Regions from separate parts of the Homo sapiens genome. Here region 1 is linked to region 2. A link is a contact called in ENCODE Hi-C or POLR2A ChIA-PET data. All regions are on one chromosome and are shown on one strand. Each heading gives the region's core, a stretch centred on a gene start or an enhancer-like site at or near the end of the contact. The rest is flanking DNA. Distances are from core to core; before and after follow the strand shown.

What was found. A loop is a pair of places that touch in the nucleus more often than their neighbours do. ChIA-PET counts read pairs that join two places held with the same protein, here RNA polymerase II (POLR2A). Pooled maps may share reads with other maps.
Region 1: a map of endothelial cell of umbilical vein shows a loop between it and region 2 (4-fold over the local background). The contact joins the enhancer-like site here to the promoter of TCF12-DT in region 2. A Hi-C loop is called at or near these places in 1 of 168 maps with a recorded cell type or tissue (endothelial cell of umbilical vein) and 3 of 50 pooled maps. POLR2A ChIA-PET finds 5 or more read pairs at or near these places in 2 of 52 experiments (H1 and IMR-90).

The regions. Positions count from the first base shown.
Region 1 is chr15:57,332,167-57,339,934 of GRCh38, forward strand. No RefSeq gene overlaps it. Among named protein-coding and RNA genes, the nearest start is that of LINC01413, 17 kb to the left of the region's middle. Within about 2 kb of position 6,196, at least 11 of the 41 ENCODE cell types and tissues checked have a DNase peak (open chromatin) inside an H3K27ac peak, as active enhancers do; they include endothelial cell of umbilical vein, where a contact is called at or near this core.
Region 2 is chr15:56,916,224-56,923,543 of GRCh38, forward strand. It overlaps TCF12-DT (TCF12 divergent transcript), which reads right to left and starts at 2,276. Exons shown (of 4, transcript NR_015419.2): 1 at 1,317-2,276; 2 at 842-989. It overlaps TCF12 (transcription factor 12), which reads left to right and starts at 2,421. Exons shown (of 21, transcript NM_207037.2): 1 at 2,421-2,683; 2 at 3,669-3,765; 3 at 4,803-4,875. The coding sequence starts at 3,691. RefSeq lists silencers at 1,581-1,720, 2,241-2,370, 2,541-2,590, 2,681-2,970, 3,021-3,460.

The sequences.
Region 1 (7,768 bases), core at 4,946-7,445, 420 kb after region 2:
AGCAATGGCCTTGAACTAGAACGCATGATCCTACTTTTTGCCTCCCCTCCCTCATTAGTCAGGACAGCATTTTCCCAAAAGATACAATCTGTGTCTGGCGGAAGCCTACTTGCAAAAATAAATTCTTCCCTGAACATTTTCCAGGCCCATTTTAGAAATAAATCTGGGTGATGCCTTTTACTCATTTCCAAAGCCAAACAACCTGAACCCCGAGGCCTTGTTCTGCAGTGTAAATGTTACGAGGAGGAGGGAATCAGGATCGGCTCCTCAGAAGAACCCATCTCCACCTCTAGCAGGGAGGCTGAGCAGTCCCCACAGCTGTACCCACCGCAAACCACTGCTGCTCAGATCTGGGGACACAGGTGGATGGAGCTCACAGCCTGGGTCCCAGGACAGCACAGCCGCACCCATCCCTCTCACCCTGCCAGGCTCTCCCGCAGCAGGGAGCCTTCCTCTGGTTTCTGGGTGCACTGACGGCTGCAGCAGCTACAATCTCCCTGATACCCATTCATTCATTCACTCACTCACTAAATATTTCTGCTGAGCGCCTGTTATGTGTCAGGCACCGTGCTAAGAGCTAGAAATACAGCAGTGAGCAAGTGCCCACGGGGCCTGGCATATATGGGGCACTCTACTCACAGCACAATGACCAAGTGCATGAGCTGGAAGGCAGGAGGAAGGGAGAAAAGGAAGCGTCTGTGCAGTCAGCTCCCTCTGCTTTTGTGTGCACCGTCTCATTGAATCTTCCCAACCGCATTCCGTGATTAGAAGGTGTCCCCATCCCCATATTCACAGAAAAACAGCCAAGTTCCAAAGGAAAGGGGAGAGGTGGATTGATACAGTTTGTCTGATTTCAGAGCTCCGAACTCTCTCATCCACGCACACTACAAAGGCACTCACAAGCTCACAAACACACAGGGACACATATTCACCCCCACACATACCTGGACTGTGCCTCCCTCCTCCGGGGGTACCCAGTGATTGAGCCATGCGTTAACATTCTACTTTTCTTTCTTTTTCTTTTTTTTTAGACAGAGTCTCACTCTGTCGCCCAGGCTGGAGTACAGTGGTGCGATCTTGGCTCACTGCAACCTCTGCCTCCTGGGCTCCAGCGATTCTCCTGTCTCAGCCTCCCGAGTAGTTGAGATTACAGGCATGTGCCACCTCGCCTGGCTAATTTTTGTATTTTTTAGAATAGAGACAGGGTTTCACCATGTTGATCAGGCTGGTCTCAAACTCCTGACCTCAGGTGATCCGCCCGCCTCGGCCTCCCAAAGTGTTGGGATTATAGGCGTAAGCCACTGTGCCCGGCCAACATTCTACTTTTTTTCATCATAACCATGTTCTGAGCACCCGCTCCGGCTCCTGTATGCTCCTGTCTGGGCCCAGGAACCCAGAGCAACAGGGGAGACTGAGTCCCTGCCCTTCAGTCATGTGCTGTCTAGAAGGAAGCCACTGGCTGTGGCTACTAAACGTGTGAATTGTGGTTAACTCTACATTGACATGTGCTGTGAGTGTGAAATACACACTGAGTTTCTAAGACTTAGTAAGAAGAAAAGAATGCAAAATATTCCATACTTTAACCAGGTTGAGTACCCCTTATCTGAAATGCTTCAGACCAGAAGTGTTTTGGATTTCGCATTTGTTCTGTTTTTGGAATACTATTTGTGTATACATAAGTGAGATATCTTGGGGATGGGACCTAAGTTTAAACATGAAATTCATATATGTTTTTTATACACCGTATATACATAGCCTGAAGGTAACTTCATATAAAATTTTAAATAATTTTGTTCATGAAACAGAAGTTTTGGCTGCATGTTGACTGTGACCTGGAACATGAGGTCAGGGGTGGAACTCTCCTTTTGCGGTGTCATGTCAGCACTCAAACGCTTTCGGATTCTGGAGAATTTCAAAGCTCAGATTTTTTAATTCGGGATGCTCAACCTGTCTTGATCACATGTTGAAATTATACATTTTTTGGATATATTGGGTTAAAGATAAAGTATGTAAAAGATAATTTTCCATGCTTCTTTTAAAAAAATGTGGTGGCTACTTACCTGTTTGAGCTTGCAGGAGCGTATTTTAAAAACGTGGCTACTAAAATATGTAAGGTCACATATGAGGCTCACGTGTGTGCTCACATGATATTGCTTAGGGACAGTGTGGCTGGAGATGGAAAGACAAACCATAAGCAAGCGTACGCATGCGGAACAAGGGTGCCTGCGAGTGGGGGTACAGGTCAGGGAGGAAGCAGTACAGGGCGGGTGGATGCCAGCAGTCAGGATGGGTGGCCTCATGGGTGGAGGGGAAGCCAGGAGAGGGAGGAGCCGGGAGTGAGCCCAGTATGAGTCATTTCTTATCCTGCGAGGGACTGGGGCCTGGGTCCTGAAGGAAGGAAGGAAGGAGATCCAGGGAGCTGTATAGGCGCCTGCCTTTATTCTTTCCCCGACTGAGTGAGGGGTCCTGGCGCTGCAGGGGCCCTCTGGAGGTCACCACCTCCATCCAGCCTCTCAGTTTCATAGGGTCAGTGTCTGCCACGGTCCTGATCTCGGGTTGGCAAACGGTCCTCAGGCCCTGCCCTCGCGGGTGCTCACTCCACAGGTGCATTAATCCAGTGCCTGTGATAGTCCAAGCCTGCTCTAAGCGCTGCGGAGGTGGTGGTGACCAATCAAAGTGCCCACTCCAGGGCAGCTCACAGCAAGGGTGGGGTGGCTGGAGACAGACAACAGGCAAAGGAACAACTACATGTGTCAGGTGTGGTCGGTGAAAAGAAACATCAAGAGGGAGCATGGATGGGTGGGAGCTGTGTTAGAGAGAAGGTGACATTTCAGGAGGGACCTGAATGAATTCAGGGATGGAGCCATGAGCACACCAAGAGGAAGAGCATCCCAGGGAGCTGGAACAGCAGGTGTGAGGTAGGAGCAAGCCAAGGACAGCATCAGGCCCACTAGTGGGACACACTGGGTGAGGGGAGAGTAGCCGAGGTGAGGTCGGGGAGCCTCCATGTCAGGGTGAGGCCAGGCAGACGAGAGTCTCATGAGTGTCCTCCATAAGCGGCAGTTATGGTTATCACTATTATTAGGTTCTAGAAGGCCACACATTCCCTGGAAAGATGACAACTACCACCACCCTCAGAATCCTCCAAGCAGAGGGGTGGTGCCTCTGGCCTCACGGCTTGGTGCATAAAAAATGGGACAGCCACACGCTTTCTTCTGCTTAGCGTATGCTAGCAGTTGATGAGACATTTGGACCGTGTGGCCTGTGGGGGTGGCAGGTGGGAGCTATCAGAGAGGCAGGAGGAGGCTCAAGTGACCTCAAGACTCAGCAGTTTCCTGCACTTAGGGAGTCAGGGCCCCAGCACCTTGTGACATTCTGCTCTACCGTTCTCCCTCTGCTCTCCAGCCCTGCTTTATCATGCCCCTCCTCCACTCAAGAACCCACAGTGGCTCCCTATTACCTATTATTCTTCAGCCGACCTTTGCCACAGTGACCATCTGTGCACCTCAGGTGTCTCTGTTTAATGGTTATTTGCCCCCAAATCCCAGCTCAGACTGCTGGAGGAAATTACTTGTCTCTGTTTTTTTTGCCAAGAGGGAAAGACTTCCTTTGATAAATACTTTTTTTCCCCAAGGAAATGAGTGTCGACTTTTCTCCGAACCACAAAGCCAGTGCTACCTGCGCTTGGTCTTCACTGTGAGAGCGCCTCACAGTCCCATGGGGTGTGGCTGCACTGCTGGTCTCTCGGGACATCTGCACTCACTCAACTGGCCTGGAGGCAAGAGCCTGCCACAGAAGGCCAACTGTCTAGTCCTGCACAGGCTTCTTCCAATGCAGCAGGATGTATTCAAAGAACACCAGACTCCCACTTCAACTGCACTCGCTCAGCCATTTATGGAGGGGCTACCACATGCCTGCCACGGTGCTGTGGCCTGACCTCCTGAAAGAGGTCCCCGTGGGAGGGGACTGATTCCAAATAGGCTTTTTTTTTTTTTTTTTTTTTTTTGAGACAGGGTTGCCCTCCTGTCGCCGAGGCTGGAGTGCAGTGGCACGATCTCAGCTTACTGCAACCCGCACCTCCCGGGTTTAAGTGATTCTCCTGCCTCAGCCTCCCTAGTAGCTGGGACTACAGGCATGCGCCACCACACCCAGCTAATTTTTGTTTTTTTAGTAAAGACGGAGTTTCACTGTGATGGACAGGCTGGTCTCAAACTCCTGACCTCAAGTGATCCACCCACCTTGGCCTCCCAAAGTATTGATGTTACAGGTGTGAGCCACCGCAACTGGCCCCAAATACACTTCTGTTAAAGAATGGGTATTACTACTTTTCAAATTGTTATGTGACAAGAGAGAAAACTATTCTTTTGAATCCAATAACCATAGCCCTCCAAGCTTATGAAAAACTTCTCCTATTCGATTGTATCTTATAATGCGTGCTCTGTTTTCCTGAGGAGGTCCAGGGTCTGGATCCTTATATCGGTTCCTTATCAAGAAGATGCGTGTTATTACGTAGCAATTTGCCAGTGAGACTCAGGAGGGCTGTGACTTTCTTGAGACCAAATGGCCATGTGATCTGGAACCAGGTGGAACCTCCATGCCTGAATCTAAAGGGTTCTCCAATCTGGCTGCATGAGAATCACCAGGGGAACTTTCACCACCACCAGCCTTCCAAGCACCACCCCCAGAGAGTCATTCCACTGGTGGGGATCCCAGGTGATTGTAATGGCCCGGGAGTTGGGAACCACTGCTCGGAAGCCAGATTGCAAGCCCTCTCTGGCCTGGGGGCAGAGGAGCCTCCTGGCTCTGCCGGTTACTCGCTGTGTGATTTGAGGTACATCTCTGGTCTTCAGTTTCTTCATTTGCAAGAAGAGAGATCCCTTCCAAGGTCTATTTCTATATGGGATCTGTGAGTTACTCGGCATCGAGAAGATGTTTGGGAAGGCCTCCTGGAGGAGCAGCATGAACATGGACTTGGACTGTGGCCCTTCCCATATCGGGCTACAGGGAGGGAGGGCAAGACCCTGCACCAGGTACCTAGTCAACGGTCGCTGTCCTCTGCACTCCACAGTCCTAGGGGTACTCTTGCTGGGGTGGAAGTCGCGACCTCCTCTGAGGGTGAATGGGCAGGGCCCACGTCTGCACCTCTCTTAACAGCCCTTTTAGGCCAAGGGGGCTGCAAATGCCTGAGGCTGTTAGGTCTTCAGGGCCAGCCTTGGGCTTCTGTGGCTCAGGAGCAGGGAGAGGGCGGCCCCAGCCCTCCGGGCTCAGCTCTGGAGGGGCTGAAAGATGGGAGCCCTGAGCTGGCAGGACCTGGAAGATGGTGTCCTCTCCATAAAACAATTCCCAAAGCCTTTCTTTGTCTTCATTTCCTGATCATGAAAAATACGTTACAGAACAAATAGAACTATGTTTATACTTCCCAAATTATGAAGGTGATTTCACGTTTTTTGGTGGGTTTTTGGTGTGCGATGGAGTTTGTTTTTCTTCTGGGACATTTTGGGCCTCGCTGCAACATGAAGGTGGGATGTTGGGGGCACCGGAGGATTTACCCTCTCTAGGCTGTGCTGGTTACTATAGTGGAGGGTCTCAGAGAGCTCCAGGCTGGGGCAGGAGGAGGGTGATTATGGCTCTGAGAATAAGAGAACAGGTGAGCCAAGCCATGGAGAAAAACTGAAGTCCTCACCTGCCAGGAGAGAAGCCATGGTGGGCACCTGCTGATTGTGGCCTGAGGGGCCGCCCTCCACAGTTCCCGTGAGCCTTGTGTGGTCAGGCGTCCCCTGACCTTTCTAACTGAAACCAGGGGAAAGCTGTTCCCCGGCGGAGCAGCAGGCGTCCCTGTCAGAGCCACCGGCTTTCTCCCTGTGACTCACGGCTGCTTCCTCCTGGTCATCTGGTCCAGGGCAGGCCTAGAGGATGTGTGTTGACTGACCATGTTCCTGCTAAAAATATGGGTCCTGGAGTCAGAATTTCTTGCTGTGAAAAGCACTTCCTGCAGGCAGGGTGCCTCAGGAAGCAGGTCATAACATTGTTTTTCTGAGCCTTTCTCTTCTTGTGTGGGGTCTCTATATTCAGAGTCTATAAACATGAACAAATGTATGTACGGTGGCCAGGAAAGCGGGAAACAGGTGGCGGTGCTCACGGGGCAGCACTGGACTGGGGAATGCTTTCAGCAGCTCCCCCCGTGGGCGTGTCAGTGTGGACTCCCTCCAAGACACTCTGGCGCAAGGGCCATTGATTTTCTTTTTCTTTGTTTCTTTGTTTCTTTTTTCTTTTTTTTTTTTTGTAAGACAGAGTCTCACTCTGTCGCCCAGGCTGGAGTGCAGTGGTGCAATCTCAGCTCACTGCAATCTCTGCCTCCCAGGTTCAGAGATTCTCATGCCTCAGCCACCCAAGTAGTTGGGATTACAGGTGCATGCCACCATGCCCAGCTAATTTTTGTATTTTTAATACAGACAGGGTTTCACCATGTTGGCCAGGCTGGTCTCAAATGCCTGACTTCAAGTGATCCGCCCGCCTCGGCCTCCCGAAGTGCTGGGATTACAGGCGTGAGCCAACACACCTGGCCTTCTTTGGTTTTCTAGCTCCCATCTACTCAGCATGGGCGGAAATCCAATTTGTTGTGCTTCCTGGCTTCTGGGGTCCTGTGGACCTGACAGGGTCTTGCACCATTCAGAGAACTGGCTCTCCGGGCCTCAGGACGCCCTGAGCACTGCTCAGAGGTTCACTCTTCAGTCACTGTGGTCCCCGGGAGCAGTGCTGATGAGTTGAAGCTCAGCCTCTGGGTATTCATGCTCCACCCCCTGAGCAGCCTTGGACACCCTTCCCCCTCACTCCTCACCATTTGCTGAGACCACCACCCCTGCCCCCCTATCTATCCCAGCCTCTTCAACTAAAGCTGCCAATCTCACGCCCTGCTCCTCTGGGACCACCTCTCCCCACACCCCATGGGCCTGAAACATAAGAGTTCTTTACTTGGGGGGTTGGGGGTGGGTGAGAACACTCAGCCCTTCAGAAACACACAGCAGCCTCTTCTCCCCAGAATCAGGAGGGGAAGGGAGAAAGGGGAAGGAAGATGCTTGATATAGTTTGGATATTTGTCCTCGCCCAAATCTCAGGTTGCATTGTGATCCCCAGTGATGGAGGTGGGATCTGGTGGGAGGTGTTGGGATCATGGGAGCCGATCCCTCATGGCTTGGTGCTGTCCTCATCATAGTGAGTGAATTCTTGTGAGACCTGGTCATTGAAGAGTCTGTGGCACCCCCCACCACCAGCTGTCTCTCTTGTTCCTGCTTTTGCCATGTGGCGTGCCTGCTCCCCCTTCACCTTCTGCCATGATCATAAGCTTCCTGAGGCCTCCTCAGAAGATGAGCAGATGTTGGGGCCATGCTTCCTTACAGCCTGGAGAACTGTGAGCCAATTAAACCTCTTTTCTAGCCAGGCACGGTGGCTCATGCCCGTAATCCCAGCACTTTGGGAGGCCAAGGCAGGCGGATCCCCTGAGGTTGGGAGTTTGAGACCAGTCTGACCAACATGGAGAAACTCTGTCTCTACTAAAAATACGAAATTAGCCGGGCATGGTGGCCCATGCCTGTAATCCCAGCTACTCAGGAGGCTGAGGCAGGAGAATTGCTTGAACCTGGGAGGCAGAGGTTGCAGTGAGCCAAGATCTCACCATTGCACTCCAGCCTGGGCAATAAGAGTGAAACTCTGTCTCAAAACAAACCAAAAACAAAAGAACTTCTCTTTTCTTATAAATTACCCAGTCTCA
Region 2 (7,320 bases), core at 1,026-3,525:
TTCCTACCTGACGTTTATGTCTTTGCTACTAAAAAAATGGTCATTGGGGTGGTACTGTGTAGACCACACTAGATTACAGACAACAGAAAATTCGAATCCTATTGGTCTAATCAGTGAAGATAGACCTGAATTCAGAAGTTGCTTGATTCAGAGCCTCAAAAATGTCACCAAAGCCAGGCACGGTGGCTCACGCCTGTAATCCCAGCCCTTTGGGAGCCTGAGGAGGGCAGATCACTTGAGGTCAGGAATTCCAGACCAGCCTGGCCAACATGGTGAAACCACGACTCTACTAAAAAAATAAAAAATTAGTTGGGCATGGTGGCGCGCACCTGTAATCCCTGCTATTTGGGAGGCTGAGGCAGGAGAATCGCTTGAACCTGGGAGGCGGAGGTTGCAGTGAGCCGAGATCCTGCCACCACACTCCAGCCTGGTGACAGAGCCAGACTACATCTCAAAAAAAAAAAAAAAAAAAGTCACCAAAGATCAGATCTCTATGCATGTTTGTTTTCTTGATGTCTTCTTTATTTTAACCCGGCTAGACTTGTATTTGGAAGATGGCTACCCACCATCCAGGGGACCCGTTTTTTTGAGGACATGCAGAAAGAATGGGTTACCTCTGAAGCGCTCTCAGAAAATGAAAGAAAAACTTTTCCCAACAAAGACCAGGAAATTGCTCCTCTCATTGGCCCAAATATGTTACGCTCATTGCCAGCCAATAACTGTGGCAGGGAATGGGATTCTGCTGATTTAGGTTGGAATTATGCTACGTTGCTTAGATTGGGACCACATGCCCCTGTAAGTAGGCAGAGCAGGGATGTGACTCAGAACTGGGCTTGTTTACCAAGATAAGGAAGAGTGGATACTGGGGAGTCTAGGCCACCATAAGTTTCAGGTACAGCCAATGCAAAGCCTTGGAAATCCACCTGACAGCTCCGGTTGTACCGTCCGCCCTCCGTATCTGGGGTTTCCAAATTCCGGGATTCAATCAACTGAAAACAAAAAATGTAGTTAGGCTTACCAGGCCTGAAAATACATGAAAATATAGAGCCTAAAATATAGCCTGAAAATGTACTGAAAATATAGAGATTTCTTTGGATGATTATTTCCTAAATACACCTTAACAACTATTCACATAGCATTTGCATTGTATTAGGTTTTATAAGTAATCTAGATATGATTTAAAGTATATGGGGAAACACACCATTTTTATGTAAGAGACTTGAACATCTTAGAAAATCCAGAGTCTGGGAACCAATCCCACGGATATAGAGACAACTGTACTAACTACAGTAATGGCATATGGTAGCTGAATCTACCTCTCTTTCCATCCCAGTCCGGAATCCAAAGGCTCCTTCTTGCCATGTTGTCCTCGGGCGTTGGCTGCTTCCTCCCATTTGTTACTTTGGAAGTGTCTTCTTTCCTCAGTGTTTCTTCTGCGTGGGCCTTACCGGTCTTTACTGCACTCACTTACCTAAGAGGCAAAACAATGGCTGCCATTCAAGAAAATCTCACTTCAGCCCAGAATCGAAGAACTGGGGCTTATTTTGTCTTCTTTCTACTCTGGGGCTTCTCTGAGGCCAAGTTCAGAACTTGTGCACAAGACAGTGGCTGTGTGACAGAGCCACCCAGGGCTGTCTCCGTTAGATGAAGAGACTGGCTTGATCCATTCCCAAGAACTAGTCCCACGTGCAGTTCGGTTGCTCCGAATGGGATTTGGGTGCGAGGGGCTGACTGGAGATGTGGGGTCTGGGTGAGTGGGGTATTTGAGAACCTGAAGCTCACAAGGCTTTGTCTGGTTTGAGGTACGTTTTGCCCTTTCTCCCGCATTCGGCTCTGCATCGAATCTGACCGGCCGCGCCTACTCTCGGAACGGCCGAGGAGGATGGGTCTCCCGTCTCCACACGCGCGGTGTCTGCGCCGACTGCAGCCCTCCTGGACGGGAGCCTCTGGGCCCAGCTTAGGGTGGCGTCCAGCGTGACCTACTCGGGAATGGCAGCCTTCAGTGTCCTGCGGCCTCGGGTTCCGGGAAGCTCGGGGACCTGGGCAGCGGATCCAGATGCTTCCACAGCTGTGTCTCCGTCGCTCCGCTTCGGGGGCCGAGAACCAGCAAGACCAACGCGAGGAGGCGCCACGGTACCTGCCACCCCGCTCCCAGGAGGCCCGGACGAGGCTTCGTCGGCGAGCGGTCGGGGCCTGCTTCTCGAGGTGCCTGCGAGCGCCTCATGCCCCTCCCCACCGGCCCCAACTCCGTCCCGCCTCACCCGACCGCGGGCTTTGTCCACCCGCCGCGGTGCGGCTCCTCCCAGTCCCCGACAGCTCCTCCCCGCCCCCTCTGCCGGCCCCACTTCCTAGGCGGCGGAGCGGGTCGGGGAGGGAAGGGTTAACCCGCGGCTCTTCCCGGCGCGGAGGGATCCGGAGGCGAGCCGAGCGCGGTGGTGAGGCCGCCTCAGCGAAAAAAATGTCCGCCTGAAGAGACCCACAAGTTCTATTCGGGGGGACCGACAGCCCGCCCCGGGAGGAAGGGGCGGCCAGGCCCGAAAGCCGCCTCCCCCTCCCAGACCCGAGAGCTCGTGCGGGGCAAAGTGAACCGAGCCGCTGGGCGGTGCAAGGGGAAGCCCAAGCCCGTTCTCCCGGCCAAAGTGAACTTTAATCGGGGTGGTTGGATGCGGAGACGGGGCGGCAGGTAATTGCGGGCTAGCGAGCGGGAGTGGGGCGGCGCGGCGGGGCTGGGGGCTGCGGGGCGCCGCCGCGTCCCTGCCGGAGTGGGGGCGCCCCCGTCCCCCGCCTCAACTCCGCGCCCCTTTGTACAGCGCGAAACCCGGGGTCCCCTCCAAGTTGGGGAGCGGAGTGGGGGCGGAGGCTCGAGTCGCGGGCGCTCAGGCCCGCTGGCGGCGCGCTCGGCCTGTGCGCCCCGTTCGGTGCCCGACTCGGGCCGGCGCCCAGGCTCCGGGGCGCGCGGGAGATCGGGCGGCTTCGGCCGCGGAGCCAGGCTCATTGTTCGGCAGGTCCGGGGCAGGGCAGCAAAAGTGGGAGGAGGCCGAGCCTGGGGAGGAGGACGCCGGCCGAGAGCGAGACTAGTTGTCGGGGTTTCTGTTTTCTGTTTAAAAACGCCCCTTGGATGAGCTGGGGGTGCTTTCCGACCTCCTGGGCCCGCCGGGGACGTCCGGGCGGCGGCGGCCGCAGACGCGGGCCTGCGAGCGGCGCGTTCCCTGCAACTTGTCAGTTCTATTGTTGCCGAGCGAGTGAGTCACTTCGCATCTCCGCTCGCCGCCGCTCCGCTCGCTGGACGCCGAATTGCCCCTCACCCCGCTCCTCGAGACCCCAGCCGCGGCCGGGCCCGGCGCGCGGAGCACCCGGCGGCGGCGCGGAGCAGGGGGCGCCGAGGAGGTGGCAGAGACTGGCTCGGAAACTTGGGGGAGAGGCGGCGAGTTGCGGGAGCCGCCGCGTCGATCTCGGGCCGCGGCGAGGAACGCGTGGATTCCGGGACCCGGCGCGGGCACTGAGCCCTCCCGCCCCTTGCTCGCGCCGCGGTGGGAGCGAGTCGGGGTCCTGGAAGTCATCCCGGCGCCCCCAGCGCTCTTGCGTAATCTTCCCCAGTACCTCTCTCTGTTCCCTCACACACTTTGGGCCTCGGTGGTCTCTCGCTGAGCCCGTTTCCTCTGCCCTAGGACCTGCTAGAAGTGGCCGAAGATGAATCCCCAGCAACAACGCATGGCCGCTATAGGGACCGACAAGGAGCTGAGCGACCTACTGGACTTCAGTGCGGTATGAGAGCTTTCCATGGCATCTTGGGGTTCTGCTGAGGTTTTTGTTTGTTTGTTTGTTTGTTTCTTTTAAATAAAGGGTGAGGGGAAGCAACGTGGAGACTAGGCAGCGTGAACTCCATCTGCTTTCTGCTTAAGCAGTAGTTCTCAGGGCTGGAGTCCAGCTCCCCCAAGTTGGACACCTGAACTTTGATGTAATGTCTAGACTTGCACATTTAAAACTTTAATGCCAGAGGGGTCATTTGATTTAACCAGTTAAAAGGAGAACAATGTAATTATGACCTTTGGTTGAGTCACCCTCCCACCGCGATGATTATTGGGGATCTTGTACTTTATATGAAAAAGTGTTGTTTTTTTCTTCAGTACTCCTCACCATTTTCCTCTCCAGTATCAGATGTAGTTTATGGTACCTGAAAGATGTCAGCGACAAGAAAAGTAGTCCAGAGCTAGAATTTCGAGCCTTCTGAAACAGAGTACTTTTATTTTATACACACACACACGTGTGTGTGTGTGTGTGTGTGTATTATGTTCTTAACATGGGAAATGACTTAAAAACATCAACTGAAACCTAAGGGCCCACTGCTTTTATTTTTAATGGGTTTAATTCCTTTATTAACTGCTGTTAGGAGGCAGCACCTATACCTGCTTTATACAATTCAGTTATAATCCTTACTGTATGTAGTAATTTAATGGGCCATAATTCTGACTGTGTATATTGAGATATAATGTAAATGTAATGAAATTCACTTAGTTCTGCAGTAAAGATCATGTGTAATACTATACTGTTTAAACTTAATAATCTTGGACTCTTCCATGTAAATGATCGGGTCTTCAGAACAAAATGTAACCATTATTTCCAATTAATTAGGAAATAGTATCATTCAGTGTATTTGCCTCTCTGGATCTGAATGTATCTCCAATTTTATTTTAACTTCCCTCTGAAATTTAATAACTGATGGATGACTTTTGGTGGACTTTTGTTTGCAAGGAATCTAGAAGAATTTCAGGACTAACAGATATATTTGGGTTATTTTGCAGATGTTTTCCCCACCTGTTAATAGTGGGAAAACTAGACCAACTACACTGGGAAGCAGTCAATTCAGTGGATCAGGTAAGATGATGTCTTAAACTAAAGACTCATATTTTGGTGGTGTGATACATTTTAGTAGAAAAATAGAAAGCATAACATTTAAATATTATTGAATATATGTATATAAAAGATGGAATTGAGTCAAGTGATAATTAGTAAGATTTATTAATTTTAAAAGATGACAGTTCCCTCAGAAATCTGTAGGAAATCAGTAGTTTCGTTTACAATTATTTAAAATGTTAGTGGGGTAAATTTTCAAAATGAATAGAAACTTAGATTTATTTTTAAATGATAAGTATTAGATGACTGAATCCTTTCCTATATCCAGATTACATTATGATAATGTTTAGAGTAAGTTAAAGTAGATCTACACACTAGTGATCTTGTCTTTAAATTTACTTTCAATACATTTATGACTACTGTGCTCCATTTTAAAACATCCCATTTTTCTTAAGTATGCATTTTTTCTTTTTTTAACTTTTAAAAACTCATAATTTAAAAATATTTTAGAAGGAAGGTCCATTCCAGTGTGCAAAAGCTGTAACTTTTTATTTAATTTAAATTTATTTCTTTGTGCTTAAGAGATGAAAAAAATAACTAAAGCCATGACAGCATCATCTTAAGAAAACCAACTGTCAAATCTCTGGGCTGAAACTCAGTAATGCCTCTTTGATGGGTGCTTTTTATTTCCCCTGGTAAAATGATAGTTGGTTTCTTAAAATACTGTGAGAATAAAACATCAGAAAATAAGGTTAATTTCATAACCACCTAAACACTTTATACCACTTTACATTCTAAAAAGTTTGTTTTTAAAAATTGTATACTAATTTATTAAAATTCATTTTTAATTATGAAATTAGAGCTTATGGGGAAAGTATAGCATGTCCTTAATCATCTTAAGTAAGTGAAATGAAGGCATTTTTTGGATTTTAAGTAGGGTAAAGACTAGTATTATTCTTGATCAAAAGGACATCATGAAACGATAGGCAAGTCCCAACTCTTCTCTCACCTCCTTCCTTTTACTGGTAATCATTTGAAAATTGTTACTTTTTGGGGAGGGGGGAGAAAATTTAATAATCTTAAAGTTGTAGAAGATGGCTGTATTTCTTTACTGGTGTTGATACATCTCATTTTTGCAACTAATAATTCATTCTCAGGAACCTTCAGATTTACTTTGACTAATACATAGTAGATGATGCTTAGTATTTTTTAAAAATGAGTCTTGATATTACTGTTGCCTACTGTTCCAGCTTAAGTTATGGTAAATATATATAACTGGACAGTCACTGATACAATAACATGAACTCCAGGAACTTGCTGTTAGAAGTGCATTCTATTTTTAGAATAAAGGCAATTACATTTATTTCACTTTTTAAACTTAAGAAGGATTTATGTAGTCTGTGAAATTAAAAAGTATGTGAACTGGGATATAGATTATAAGCATGGCATTGGAGCAATTTTTGGACTTCAGTACGTTGCATTGCACAAAGAAAAAATTATTTTTCTACATTGCGAATGGTCACCATATTTGATTATTTGGAGTAGGAACTTTTAGTTTTAAAAGTTAGATTTGTTATCCATTGAAAGGTTTGAACTTACACACCTGTAGTCAGTGGACTTAGCAATATTTATCTGTGTGTTTTGTTTTAAATGCTACAAAAAATTGTAATAAAAAAGCTGTGACTTTTAATTAGTGAATGGATTTGAATTTGGGGAAGAGAAAATGCCATGTGATTTTTTTTCAAATCAAGATGTACTGGTAGATATAATTTTTCTGTGGCCAGTTCTTAAAGGGAATGTCTAAAAGAAATTGGTATAGTAACATTATTTTACTTATATATTTTATATTTATATACCTTATTGACATTTGAATAACCTTCTGCCCTGATTTCAAAGGATATTATGTAATACACTCTAATGCCTATGTATTTGCAGCTATTAAGGAGCTAAAGATCTGACTTTCCTTTTGAAGAGCTGCTGTAGTAAAGATTAGGGTTTTTTGTTTGTTTTCTGTTTTGTCTTTGGAGTAACATTTATAAAAACTACATGCCATTTGACTTATGAAAACTAGAGTTTATAGTCAGGTATTGTAATTTCCTTTCTTATTTGTCCTTTTTGAGGAAGACTCAATTTCACAGTGGGCTGTTTTTGAGAAACGATATATAATACTTTCAGAAGCTTTTTTAGCTGAAAGAATATATACTATAGCATGTGATGTTATCTTTAATCTTATTCCTGAAGCAAAACAAATAACTCATCATGGCTGAGTTATTTATGAGTGTCGGAAGTCACTCTGGAAAAGATAAAGGTGTGTTTACTACTACTAATTTGTCTTGAGGATCTGTTATGTTATTCCTTCATCAGGGTGTTAAAATTTTCTTCACGTTATGGTGAGAGTGAATTTGTTCACTTGGTATGATAGGCTCTGTGAAGTGTTCCTAAAGTGACCTTGAGAGAAACTTTTCT